4 separate regions of the Homo sapiens genome follow, and all the other regions are linked to region 1. Evidence: chromatin contacts called from ENCODE Hi-C data. All regions are on one chromosome and are shown on one strand. Each heading gives the region's core, a stretch centred on a gene start or an enhancer-like site at or near the end of the contact. The rest is flanking DNA. Distances are from core to core; before and after follow the strand shown.

Evidence for each region. Hi-C counts contacts between places; a loop is a spot of excess contacts on that map. Pooled maps may share reads with other maps.
Region 2: a pooled map shows a loop between it and region 1 (4-fold over the local background). The contact joins the enhancer-like site here to the promoter of PIGA in region 1. A Hi-C loop is called at or near these places in 2 of 50 pooled maps.
Region 3: a pooled map shows a loop between it and region 1 (7-fold over the local background). The contact joins the enhancer-like site here to the promoter of PIGA in region 1. A Hi-C loop is called at or near these places in 4 of 50 pooled maps.
Region 4: a pooled map shows a loop between it and region 1 (14-fold over the local background). The contact joins the promoter of TMSB4X here to the promoter of PIGA in region 1. A Hi-C loop is called at or near these places in 5 of 50 pooled maps.

The regions. Positions count from the first base shown.
Region 1 is chrX:15,333,815-15,337,248 of GRCh38, forward strand. It overlaps PIGA (phosphatidylinositol glycan anchor biosynthesis class A), which reads right to left and starts at 1,709. Exons shown (of 6, transcript NM_002641.4): 1 at 1,687-1,709. RefSeq lists enhancers at 1,461-1,510, 1,561-1,640.
Region 2 is chrX:12,890,951-12,894,303 of GRCh38, forward strand. No RefSeq gene overlaps it. Among named protein-coding and RNA genes, the nearest start is that of TLR8, 14 kb to the right of the region's middle. Within about 2 kb of position 1,966, at least 3 of the 41 ENCODE cell types and tissues checked have a DNase peak (open chromatin) inside an H3K27ac peak, as active enhancers do.
Region 3 is chrX:13,086,305-13,089,674 of GRCh38, forward strand. The region is part of intron 3 of LOC105373133 (a long non-coding RNA gene); the gene reads left to right. Among named protein-coding and RNA genes, the nearest start is that of FAM9C, 43 kb to the left of the region's middle. RefSeq lists enhancers at 1,051-1,270, 1,341-1,500. Within about 2 kb of position 1,432, at least 12 of the 41 ENCODE cell types and tissues checked have a DNase peak (open chromatin) inside an H3K27ac peak, as active enhancers do.
Region 4 is chrX:12,973,526-12,976,968 of GRCh38, forward strand. It overlaps TMSB4X (thymosin beta 4 X-linked), which reads left to right and starts at 1,585. Exons shown (of 3, transcript NM_021109.4): 1 at 1,585-1,643; 2 at 2,721-2,836; 3 at 3,252-3,443. The coding sequence starts at 2,737. The coding sequence ends at 3,286. RefSeq lists enhancers at 22-91, 102-361, 382-501, 625-1,464, 2,304-3,142.

The sequences.
Region 1 (3,434 bases), core at 459-2,958:
CTTCAGTGCGGTGTCTAAAGATAAAGGCTAAACTAGAGATGGGCTGTATCTGGGACCATTTTCTCAATTTAAAGTGCGAAATGTTTATCTCAGGGGTCCCCTAAAGCTTTATTAATGTGAAATGCCCACTCAATATTTAGTACTACTGTACATTCTTAGACACTTAAAGCTAAAAAGAATCTTGGATATCTAGTCAAAATCTTCCTCAGCTTTACAAATGAGATTTCCAAGGCTCCAGAAAACAAACAACTATACAATGAGAAGCCATCCTAAAGCTCTGAGTTTCCGGTTTCACCTGCAAACTCAGAAAATGCCAATTAACTGTATGTGCAAAGGCTTAACTGTCTAGTCTCTCCAACAAATTCATCTACTTTTTTTTTTTTTTTTTTTTTTTGAGACGGAGTCTCACTCTGTTGCCCAGGCTAGTGTGCAGTGGAGCGATCTCGTCTCACTGCAGCCTCTGCCTCCCGAGTTCAAGCGATTCTCCCACTTCAGCCTCCTGAATAGCTGGAATTACAGGCGCACACCACAAGCCCAGCTAATTTTTGTATTTTTAGTAGAGACGGGGTTTCATCATGTTGGCCAGGCTGGTCTCGAACCCCTGACCTCAGGTGATCCACCAGCCTCGGCCTCCCAAAGTGCTGGGATTACAGGTGTGAGCCACCGTGCCCGGCCTCATCTACATTTTAAATATACTCTCGGAAAGACCCCAGAAGTGTTTGTTGACTGAGTTTACTAATTAAGATTCAATATTACCAAATATTGAAATTCCCCAAGTTTGTACTTTTAGGTGGCTTAACTAACATTTTCTTACTGTGGTCACCTAAACCCGAACTTCCAGTTCTACCAGTTTTAAAAGATGAACGATAGCAAAAACAGTGAGTAATGAACCAAATGATATCATTTAAAATGTTGTCATTAGCCTGCAACGTTCTGTGAGGAGTCTGCCCACTTCCGCCAGGTTTTCAGTCCAAACATCTTTGACATAAAAGTTCATTATGCTGCACAATCGCAGAATCTTAGCTCTTAAAGCCGAAATGAGGCTTGGAGCTCTAGTGAATACCTCTCTCGTTTTACAAATGAGAACCCAGACAAGTTGAGTGATTTGTCCAAGGTTCCCACCCAGCCACTTAAAGTGGCAAAGACATTACCGTAAAATTCTCGACCACGACCAACGAGCCCTGGGCAATCATTAGCAGTAGAGGTTCCTGAAGAACCTTAGGGAGACCTGGCAGGAGTTGTGGGTCAAGAGAATGGTACTTCCACCGACAATTCCTGGGCACTGTCTGAGCTTCATTCCCTGATTCCCTGAGAGGTCGCTGGGGAAACGCTCGGGCCAAGGAGGGGATACCCCTGCTCAGACAGCGACCCCGCTGGGTTCATGGCGGGGATGGCCAGGCCCAAAGAGAGAAAGAAAACAACCAAAGAGTGGACGTTGGTCTCAGGCCCGGGGTTCCGGAGACCCCAGTCCCTCGACCCACCCGCCTGAGCCAAGGAACCCAGCGCGTCCGCCCTAAACGCACCCTCAGCCCCAACCTACTCTGGAGACCCTCCGACCCAACTTCCGGGCTTCGAACCGGGTCGGTTTCACCCCCTCCACCACCCGCCACGATCCCACGCGCGCAGAACAGCCCCATCCGAAAGCGGCCCAGAGCGCTGGAGAGGGGCGGCGCGACGCGCACTCACCGGTGAGTTCCATGGCCGCCAGTGTCCGGACCTCCCGCGGCTGCAGCCGGAGTCCCTCCCTGCTGTTCCGCAGCACCAATCTAGGGCGTCCGCGCCCAAGGGCCGCGCCCCCGAGGCAGCCAATCACAAAGAGGCGCTGAGGTCACGTCCGAGAGAGACGCTCTGTCGTCCCCACCCTTAAGCGCGAGATGTAACGTCAGCGCGCGCCTGCGCCCGTCTCCTAGAAGCGGCCGACGGTAGGGTGGGTGCTCACCCTGGTTTCCTGGTTACAGCGTCTCTATTCCGGACGCCAGTTCTCTGCGCGCTTGCTTCTGATTGGAGAGACTTTTTGTTTGTAATCAGCTGTGCCACGGCAAAACCGTGCCGGTTCTTACCGCTCTGGGACGTTTGCCAGATAAATAAATAAAAATACACAAAAAGTCAAAACAGATGAAACTATGAAGTTTTAATTTCAGATAAAGCACAAATGATGTTTAATACAAGCATGTACCAAATATTGGGGACTTCACTACACATTCGTTTTTTATCGGACATGTAAATTTAACTAGACATCCTGTTATTTATATGGCAATTCTACACTCTGAGGGAAACATACGAGGTCTGATCTGAAATATCAACTCCCACTCGACTGGTTCAACTAGTTACGATGGTGCTTGACTAGGAAGCTAAAGAATCAGTGAGAGTGGTATGACGGTCATCCATGCGTCACAGCTGGTACTTGGAATCCCCCATCCCTGCCATACGTGCGTTTTCGAGAAGAAATTCCTTTCTGAGTACCATCACAGCCACCGTTACTGGCACCCATTTTATTAAGCCTAGTGTAAGCCTATTCATCCCTGAAAATGTCTGCTCCTTTCTGATGCTTTCCCCAAGCCTCCAGAGAATGAAATACTCTCACTTTTTAATTTTAATAGTACTTTGGCCACATGCTGGCCAAAGTATAACATTTATCAGATGATATTCAAGTTGTTTGCCTGATTGCATTCTCCCTCCTCACCCTGATCCTTGATTACTTGTCTCTTGAGATCTCACATGGACTTCTTTCTGAAAACGGAAATTGTATTTGCTTGTTAAATGTCTGCCTTCCCTGCCAGATAGTAAACTGAGGCAGGATCTGTTCTTGGTAATGGATGTTGAGGAAGTTTTAGTTTAATACATGAATTTCTTTACCCAATGTCAGCACACTCCCTGACACATATTAGATGCTCACAATAAAATGTATTGACAGTATTTCGTGGAGTGTACCTTATACAAATTACAGTGCAATAACATCATTGAAAGAGCATTTTAGTTGTGAGATTTGAAGCGAATTAATGAGTTGATGAGTAAGACTAGAGTAGCAATCGATACTTTGCCCTGTGTTAATATTGATGAAGCATCGGAGAATTACAGTGATGAAGACTCAAGGACACTTAATTAAGCTTTATAATTTGTAGTTGGTTTCACAGATAACAGCGACATTACCAGATAGGTACAGCATTTGGCCTCCTTTCCATTTTTGTAATAGGTTTTAAGACAAAGAGTGGGGGTAGAAATCCTGGAAGGTATAAATGAGGGTTAAGCCTCACTTATTGAGCCCCTGGTTTGCCCCTGCCATAGTTCTGATCACAGTACACGTTTGAAATTCCACCATGAATCTTTTTTCAAAATATAACAAATATTTCTTATTTTTATCATCAAACATTTACTGGATGTCTGCTCTGTAAAAGGCCTTGTGGGGAATACAAGAAATATTAAGCATAGTCCCT
Region 2 (3,353 bases), core at 716-3,215, 2.4 Mb before region 1:
CCAAGGGAGGCACTTGGCAAGGCAAATGTTATGGATGAGAAAAAGGCAAAACAAGTGTCTGCAGTTTGTAGAGGAGAGAGAGGATGAGTCTGATTGTAGCCCTGACCCTGAGTCAGGATCTCTCGGCCCCATTTGCAGGTCTACTTCCAGCTCCATCTGTCTGGACACTCTTTTAGGTCCAGATCATCTCTTACATGTGGCCAAGGAATATAGAGTATGCAAGGGGATGTAGCGACCTGAGAGTGTGAGTAACTTGTGCCCATCTCCAAGGAAGCTGTGATGGGGATAGCAAGGACACACACTCTTCTTATTTATAATGCCTTTCCCCCTCCCATGAGATATGCTTTTTATTTACTTCCTCCTTCTCATCCTAAGTCGGGTGAACAAGAGGACCAGGTTGCACATCCTACTACTTATTTATGGCCCAATTTTAACATGGGGGTGGAGTTGAGGTTGGAATTGTTCCTCCGCCTCTGCTGCACATGCTCAGTAAGCAAGAACACTGTTGATGGGAAAGGCTTAGTCACAGACAGTGGGAGCACATCCCTCCTTGGAGCTTTGGGTCGCTGTGCTCCAGAAACAGTTAGTTATAGCACACCCTGCTCCTGGCATCTACTGGAAGGTGAAGCCCTTGACCCTAAGAAACATTGGGAATGATTTGTACCCTCCAAAGTCCAATAGCTATGTCGGAGGGAAACGATCAAAGAACATGATTGAGGAGACTCAAACAGAGATGTGCTTCAGACAACACCAAGACAGAAAATTAATCCATTTTACCAAGTTAACAATGTACTGAAGGCGAACAAGAGACCAACCCACCTGCCAACCAACGCTATGAAGAAGGAGGGTTGATCAGTCTGGCTAACATGGTGAAACCCCATCTCTACTAAATATACAAAATTAGCTGGGCGTGGTGGCACACTCCTGTAATCCCAGCTACTCGGGAGGCTGAGGCAGGAGAATCGCTTGAACCTGGGAGGCAGAGGTTGCAGTGAGCTAGGATCAAGCCACTGCACTCCAGCCTGGGTGAGAGAGTGAGACTTGGTCTCCAAAAAAAAAAAAAAAAGAAGGAGGGTTAAAAAGAGAATAAGTCCCAAACTCATAAGATGGTGTGGAAAGGGCCCTGGTGACATAGGGGCCACCCATGCCAGTGAGAATGAAATCACAACAGGGCAGTTTCACACTGTTTCAGGTTTTTATTTTTTCTTCTTCTTCTTTCCCTCCTTTCTTCTTTTGCCTCCCCCTCCCTCTCGGTTTCCTTTTTGGCTCTAGACACCCACAGCAAGTGTCAAGCAATGTACAAGAATGAAAAGAAGACAGCCGTTGTTGCAGGTGGATGCTTCTGTTTGGAAGGTGTGGTTTTGTGTGCACTTTTGGTTGGAAACCTATGTCTCTCTCACACACATGTCCCCCACCTGCTTCAGTGAGCATGATCTTCTAAAATTGGCTCCATGGAATCTTCCCTAGGTGACACTGGCTGGACTCTGACACATTCAAATTCATTCTTTCTACTTATCTCAACTTTCAAGCACTAATTCAGTCTTTAAGATTCCCCTAATCTCAGGTTGTAATTCATTTCTAACATGTTTGTCATGACATCAGTGGTTGCATGTCTTCATATGTTTATCACTGCCCCCTCTTGGGAATTTATATTAATTAAACATTTTGGAAAAGCTCAGACTTAAAATGACTGAGAAGGTTCATGTTACAGTGTCTCACACTGAACACTCACTAAAAATAGTCTGGTAAAATCCAGAAGGAAATGGGAAGTCCTGGGGGCCTCATGGCAGTTTTCAGACTTCCCTAGAGCAAAGATGAGCCAGACAGCGGCTCCCACAAACAGAAAATGGCTCTCAATATTCTTCTGGCCAGTGGCAACTACTGAGGGTAAAACTAGACAGAGACGGCTAACTAGGAAGCCATATTGCTCTTGTATGACACATGGCTGCTTTACTTCTCACTGGCCAAGGCAAAACCATGAGGCATTGATTCCAGGGGATTTCATAACAGTGAATTGCATGAGTTGACTTGAGCAAAAGAAGTTTGTAGTAACATCTCCATGAACCATATCTGAGGCCCATTATCCAGGGGGACCACACTGCTGAGAAGATTGCTTGGGCTGTTTTGGGAGCCAGAACTAGGTTGTTGTCCTGCTATCACCCTGGGATGGTGGTTACATCCCTGCACCAGGTCCAGATGGAGGCCCACCAAACAGAACTTAGTAACAGGTGACATGCATTAAATAAAACAGTTTATAGCTCCCATCTCTCTTCTGGGCCTACTTTTCTCATGATTGATTTCTTTGCCTTTGGATTGAGGCATTGTAACTAAAATTCCCAGTTAATTTACAACGTTCCAAGGGTTGTTTCAACACATCACTCCTGTCCATTAACACATTGTGATGGATTAATTTGTGAGATGATCAACTCTCCAGAACAGGCCACCTAAGAAAACAGAACACAGGAAGCATGTTCTGAATGGAGAAGATGCATTTTAAAGTAATCCCAACTTTGGCTCCTGCTCATGAGGGCAGGCCCACAAAGGGAATGACAGGCAAGGAGGGAGTGAGGAGGATCTTAGGAAGAAGGGCTCAAGATGAAGTCACTGGTATCCCGACAATGTCATTCAGTAAGGGGTGGAGGGGAAGGAGGAAGGGAAGTCACATCTATTAAGCAGCAAATGCAAATTAAATGCTTCCTTTATTCCCTTGAATCTTCACATCACCTCTATGAGGCTAGTATTAGCAGCTCCATCTTAAAGATGATGGGTTAACTCAGAGATAAAGGTGAGATCAGAGAGGCAAAGTCAACTGCTCAATCTCTGGGACCCAGGAGTCCGCATCCCTGGAATACTTTTGAAGCAACTGGCTTGCAGAGCAGTTTGGGAAGCACCACATCTTCCTTTGTGACACCAGGGACTGTTATTACAGGGATCACTTTAGTAAGGAAAGCCCAGACCCCCAAGCTGTGCTCAATTTCCTTCCTTTTGTGTATAAACTTTGGTGCTCTCAACCTACTTCCCGGGAGTGGAGCTGCACTTAAACTCAAATTGCTTCCCGCTGGGCACTGTTTTTGGACAGGTATAATTTAACTATATAGGACTGGCATTTCTGTTTAGGGCCCAAAGGTGAAGACAATTTGAACAAGAACACTAGGGCAGAATTAGATAGACAGGGGCAGGTGGTTAATGGAATTGAAGTCTCGTAAGTCCTGATAGAGTTGCTGATTACATTTGTGGGTAAAAGGATGTCTTTACCGTAACTTCCATAACATCTTACTGATAGACGCTGTGGTTCTACTTATGTGGCGCCAAGCGCCACCTAGTGGGGTGGGAAATCCCTCCTGGATGCTGAT
Region 3 (3,370 bases), core at 182-2,681, 2.2 Mb before region 1:
TGACCCAGCTCTGTTTCCTTTGCTCTCTGTCTGAAGTTAAAAAAAACAAAAACAAAAACAAAACAAAACAAAACAAAAATTAAAAACCCTCAATGGAGAAATATATAAATATTTACAAAGGCTTCTCTTCTATCTACAATACCTTTGTGCAAGATATATCATCTTAAAATCTTGCAATTTGATTGCAGTTGAAATTAATGGTGCAAGAGGTTTTCTTTTTTGTTTGCTTTTTTCTTCATAACGGAAGTGTAATCTCCTTGCAAAGCTTGTGAGCATGCATCCTAAATTGTGAACTTCATCTGCCATGGAAGGGAAAACCTTGACCCAATACCATTGGGATCTAAAAGTGTGATTCCTAGGATTCTGAGCATACTACACGAGATTTAAGGCCCCTTTCAGACTCTGCATTAATGCTTGTTCAGTAGTGATAAATAACATTGATTGGTATTGAGACCAGATTAATAACAGAAGGCAGCTAAAAGGTATTCCCTCTTAGCCTAATTTCCCAAAGGGCATCACTCAGCTGCATTAGTGGGGCGAGGCTCTTCCTTCTCTAAGTGGTGTCTTTAGAAGCTTGAGGGATTATTGCTCAGGGGAAAATGGCTCAATCTGCGGGATTCTTTTTCTTTTTGAGATGGAGTTTTGCTCTTGTTGCCCAGGCTGGAGTGCAATGGCACAATCTCGGCTCACCACAGCCTTCGCCTCCTGGGTTCAAGAGATTCTCCTGTCTCAGCCTCCTGAGTAGCTGGGATTACAGGTGTGCACCACCACGCCCAGCTAATTTTGTATTTTTAGTAGAGATGGGGTTTCTCCATGTTGGTTAGGCTGGTCTCGAACTCCCGACCTCAGGTGATCCACCCGCCTCAGCCTCCCAAAGTGCTGAGAGGGATTCTTAAGAGCAGCTGAGAAAGGGCCCTGCACTTCAGCTGGCTCCAGTTTGTCATCCTTTGTCTGGTATCTTCAGACAAGACATTGCAATAAGAAAAAATAAATACAGTGTGAGAAATCAAATGGTTTTTGTCAAAGTGTAAAAGGGACTGCATCTGACTAACACTGGAGTTGGACAGAAGCCATAAAGGATGTTTTGTGTGAATGTTTCCGGCTGCAAAATCTACCTGACTGTTGCACTGAAACCACAACTATCTATCACATGCTTGTGAGAAACCCCCAGGAGCTTCCTGTTTCGTGTGGGTCGTGAGAAGATTGCACAGCACAGTACAGCTTTCATTGTCTTTGAGCTAATCTTAAGCTAGGAGAAGGAAGGAGAATTCACATTTTGTATGTTTAGTTATTTGTGAAGTCTTTACACCCATAAATCGATTATGTATAAATTAGTATACAGATTCACTACCATGGAGAGGATACTGTGTACATCTGAGGATACTGTGTACATATGGTTGAGTCACTTCACCTAGGCCTTGGGGAGGAGTTGGGGCATCTCCAGGGTAAAGTAATGTGGTTTAGCACGGGGACTTCCAAGGAAGCATCAGTATGAGATAGGGGAACATGGCTGACCAACGGCAAGATGATGCCCCATGATGGAGCAGATGGGATTGGCGTGGGAGGGGTAGTTTGTGAGACCAGAAGACTTGCAATCTCTCCTGCTGAGACCAATACCAACCAAAGAATAATTAGAGAGCATGGAGGACAACATGATCTCATGTGAATCTCACATCATACCTTACAAGTTAACTCTGTGTATCGCCTAAGGAACGGCTGAAGCTTCTTTTCTTGTAAATGACAATAGACACATATCCAGTGCCATTAAGGACAGCATCTGGTCACCCAGTGGCCAATAATGTCAAAGTTCTGATCACAAGGTGAGCAGTTTCCTGAAGATAGAAGAGTACGATGGCCACAGCCATGGGTTCCAACATAGCCACTCTCTGGGGCCACCAGACACCCTCCTCACACTCCGCAGAGTTTGCTTAAATGTGCTCTGAGCTGGATGCATTTGCTAAAGGTTTGTCTCTTCCCCTTTGTTAACCCAAGAAAACAGAAGGACGTCTCAGCTAGACCCCAGCCGCTGCCACCCCATCTCTTCTCCAACTCTGCTCCGGCAGCTGGCGTTTCCTGTGTTCTCTCAGTGGGTTAAGAGAATGGTGGTGGCACATTGTCCCTTAATTAGACTGCAAGAGCAGCCATCTCCTGCTCAACTTGCCTGGGCAATCTTTTTATTCATCATACCTGAAAGTAACAGTAGTGGCTTTTTGTATGGCATATGTTATATGTAATCATGATGACCTTCTTATAAGCAGAAGAGTGGAAAAAATACAGGAGGAACTTAGAACTGACATTCTCACTTCCATCATGTGGATTAGACTATTAGCATGTTGCTGTGCCCCCATTTCATGTTATTAATTAATTAATTAGGGATCAGGTTGGGCGTGGTAGCTCACATTTGTAATCCCAACATTTTGAGAGACCAAGGCAGGAGGATCACTTGAGCCCAGGAGTTCAAGACAGCCGGGGCAACATAGCTAGATGCCACTGTTTCCATAAAAAATAAAAAATAAATTCAGGCATGGTGGTATGTGCTTGTGGTCCCAGCTACTTGGGAGGCTGAGGTGGGAGGATTGCTTGAACCTGGGAGGTCAAGGCTGTAGTGAGCTGTGATCGCACCACTGTACTCCAGCCTGGGCAACAGAGCAAGACCCCGTCACAAAACACACAAAAAAGGATCAGCAAGCTTAGGTGAAATATTATTTTCGTAAGTGAATTTTTCATTATGAAAAGTTCAATAAATTTTTCATAAAACAGTATTTTTTATAAAACAATATTTAATTTTCAAAAGCAATATTTAATAACTAAGAAATTTGAACAATATAGGAAAGCACAATGATAAAAAACAAACCCCACAAAACCCTTATGGACTTCATTCTCAGCCAAAATTGCAGTTAATATTTTGATGTATTCCCTTCCAGTATTTTTTTTTCTCTGCTTCTACATATATTGGTAAACACTGTCCCTCTTTTTACAAACCTAGATCATTCTGGATATTCAATTGCGTATCCTACCTTTTTTCATGTTATGTAGCATTTTAGCCTCATTTCCCCATTCTCTTATAACATGATTTTTTTTTTTTTTTTTTGAGACGGAGACTCGTTCTGTTACCCAGGCTGGAGTGCAGTGGCACAATCTCGGCTCACTGCAACCTCCGCCTGCCAGGTTCAAACAATTCTCCTGCCTCAGCCTCCCGAGTAGCTGGGACCACAGGCATGTGCCACCATGCCCGGCTAATTTTTTTTTTGTATTTTTAGTAGAGACAGGGTTTCACCGTGCTGGCCAGGCTGGTCTCAAACTCCTGACCTCGTGATCTGCCCACCTCGGCCTCCCAAAGTGCTGGGATTACAGGCGTGAGCCTCCGTGC
Region 4 (3,443 bases), core at 335-2,834, 2.4 Mb before region 1:
GCGGAAACGGTGTCGGTACAACGGCAGCTGCCAGCTAAACGGGCGAAAAGGCACCCTGCAAGATCTTTTCTGTGTTTCAACGATGAAGTAGACTCCCAACATGGAACAGGGGCGGGGGGGCTGTTACCAGACAGGTGACATTTGGTGCATGCACGAACAGGTCCAGTGCCCCATTCGGAGGCCAGGAAGGCAGCCACCCAGCAGAGCATTAACTAGGGGACCAGACGGTCACCTGCCCCTGCTCACCCCCACCTCCTTCCTCCCCAGGAAAAAGGAAGTCAAGTAGATGGAGAAACGGGGAAGTCCAAGCTGCTGGCAGTGGCATTCAAGGGTCTATATATAAGGTTGACTCTAATCCCCAGCGAGACAAAAGCCTGTGCCATAAAAATGATTAGCAAGGGGTTTCTAAAAACATTTCCCCAGGCCACGGAAAAGGAGAAGGAATATTTTGCACACTGCCTTGTCTCTTAGAAATAATCACAGCTAGGCCTCTTTATAACCGGCGAGTCTTTTTCCTTTCACACGCCATTTGCAGGCGCGTGGCATGGTATTTGTAACTAATTTTCAGTAGCAAGTGGGTCACTGGTATTCACAGAGTCAGGTGCCATTTTGAAAACTGCTTCCCTCTACCCGAATCTCTTATATTTCCAGATGCAGATGCACTTCAGCGATGTCCTAGTGCTGGAAACGCTCCCTTGAAAATATAATTTGATTTTTGAATTTCATCTTAAGACATTAGAGATAATGTAACTGTAGTCTTTGGAATTCAACGCTGGCCTCCTTAGCCATCACTTTTAAAATTTATGAAAATAAGGAAGAGGAAGGTAAAGAACTTCCTCATTGTCCGGCAGTAAAGTCAATGGCAGAGCTTGAGCTTGACTTATTTTGCTAAGAGGGAGGTGTTTTACCCTATAAACTCCAAATTACCTTACACCCAGCAAATACTACTGTTGAGTGCTCACAAAAATTATGCTGATGAAACAATATGGATGTTTCAGTGATGAAACTTTCTCTTTTAAAATCACTTAAGGGTGCTTTACGTCCCACCCAAGGCAAGAGGAACGCCAGCGAGGAAGACAAAGAGGCCCGGGGTGGGGCGCATGCCCGCCACTGGACTGAAAGCTGAGTCACAGGAATCGTACCCCTGCAGCGGGCCAGGCCCTCCAGGGAGGGACACCGCGCCCTTGTGTGGAGATGTCCACAGTAGACAAAGGCAGTTTCGAAATAAAAGAATGCCTGTCACCCCAGGTGCCACCCCGACCCTTAGTTATTATGCACTGGTCCCCAAGAGCAATTTCTGCGCTGCTGTTGCAAAAATTCATCGTAATGAAATAAACGTAAAAGGGGAAAATGTGTTATGAAGTGTTGGAGGGTGCTTTGCTCATTTTTTTCGCCATCGTTGTGGTTAGGGTGCATGCACTAGTGGACCCCGGGTGGGGGTGGGGCTCCCCTCCCCAAAAGCCCGGCAGGCCTCCGGATGCCGTTCCGAGACGCGGCGCGAAGGAGTTAAGCGGGCCGGCGGGTGACATCACCTCATTTACATAGGAGCGCCCATAAAGCTGCGCCCGCCGCACCCCGCCCGACAACTCGGTGGTGGCCACTGCGCAGACCAGACTTCGCTCGTACTCGTGCGCCTCGCTTCGGTGAGCCCCAGGGCCCCTGCCTCCTTCCTCCTGCCGTCCTGCCTCCGTCCCCGCCCTTTCATCATCCGCGTCCCTGTGAAGGCATTCCCTAAATCCGAGCCCGAGTGGTTCTCCCCGGGAAGGCTACTTTGGGGAGCTGGGGGGATGCGAAACACCCTAGATACTGGATAATGGGGTGGGGAAATCGATGATTTAAGAACAAAACCGAAAAACTGGCGTTTTGCCGTGCCGCTCGGAGGGGACATTAAAAAATTTCTTAGTGTTTGCCCGCAAAGGTATTGTGCGTTGCCTTGGAGGCTGAGATATGGGGGAATAGACAAGTCCTTTGTTCTGAGGTTCATCTTCCGAGCCCCGAGCCTCCTCCCAGCCTCGGACGGCTGCGCGGGCTGCATCTGTGCAGCCTGGCGGCGGCGGGGCTGTGCTATGACATCTTTACAGTCCTTCTTGCAGAGACATGTGTGCCAGGGATGCCGAATTGCCGGGAGAGCAGGCAAGACCGGCTTCGGGGCGCGCGGCGGCCGCTTTGTGTGCGGGGCTGCATTGTGACGCGGGCGATGAAGCCGGTAGGGCGGTGGTCGGAAGCTCCAGCCGCGGCCGCCGCCTTTGTGAGAGGACTAGAAAGCCGGATCCGGCCCGCATCCTTGCGGAGAGGCCGCGGCTAGGAAATGGAAACGCTTTTCCTACCTGGGCTCCATTTTAGGAATTCTTGCCGATTTTTCCCACTTGAATTTGGAAGTGGCTTTCCTCTTCTTTCCTTGTCCTAGCCAGCCTTTAATTTTAAACGCTGTAATTAACAATTCGCAGTGGTCAATTTCCTTTATTCTGCAAGATTCGGCTTTGAGAGGCATCCGCCCTCTTTGGTCCACAGCGTTTTGAAATATGGGGAGGAGGGGCGCGGGGGGTGTCGCCTCTTTTTCTGTAGAAAGAGGAAGCTCGTGAGCGCGGAACGGCAGCAGTAGGAGAGCGAGAAGGGTTTTTTTCAGGCTGCGGGTCGGAGGGCAGAAGTGCAGTTCCCAGCCCAGAGACAGCGGGGCGGGTGGCTCTTCCTCACGCTCGCTCTTGGCTTGCTCCCTGCAGCTTTTCCTCCGCAACCATGTCTGACAAACCCGATATGGCTGAGATCGAGAAATTCGATAAGTCGAAACTGAAGAAGACAGAGACGCAAGAGAAAAATCCACTGCCTTCCAAAGAAAGTGAGCTCCGACCCACCCCCATCTTTAGAAAGGCTGGGTGGGAGCGGCCGGTGGGAGGGCGGGAGGCTGGGAGCGGCCGCGGGAAGAATTCGGGAGGGGGGAGTGCGGGGGAAGAGCCGACAGTTGATGAATGTGGCTTGCAAAGGTTAATTAAAAATGGTTTTGCAGCCAACAAACACGGGGCTTTAGTAATTTAGTAATGGAATATTTAATATGCCATATTAATATACAAACATTTATCCATTAAAATGTATTTCTATTTAGTATATTCAATATACATATTTTATTCCATTGTGGAATACCGTGTAGAATGTTTATGATTTGAAAAGATGCTTTAAATGAAAGCCCTTTAGTCTGTACTGAATCCTTTAATCATCTCCCTCCATCTTTTTTTTTTTTTTTTTTCTGGTCACAGCGATTGAACAGGAGAAGCAAGCAGGCGAATCGTAATGAGGCGTGCGCCGCCAATATGCACTGTACATTCCACAAGCATTGCCTTCTTATTTTACTTCTTTTAGCTGTTTAACTTTGTAAGATGCAAAGAGGTTGGATCAAGTTTAAATGACTGTGCTGCCCCTTTCACATCAAAGAACTACTGACAACGAAG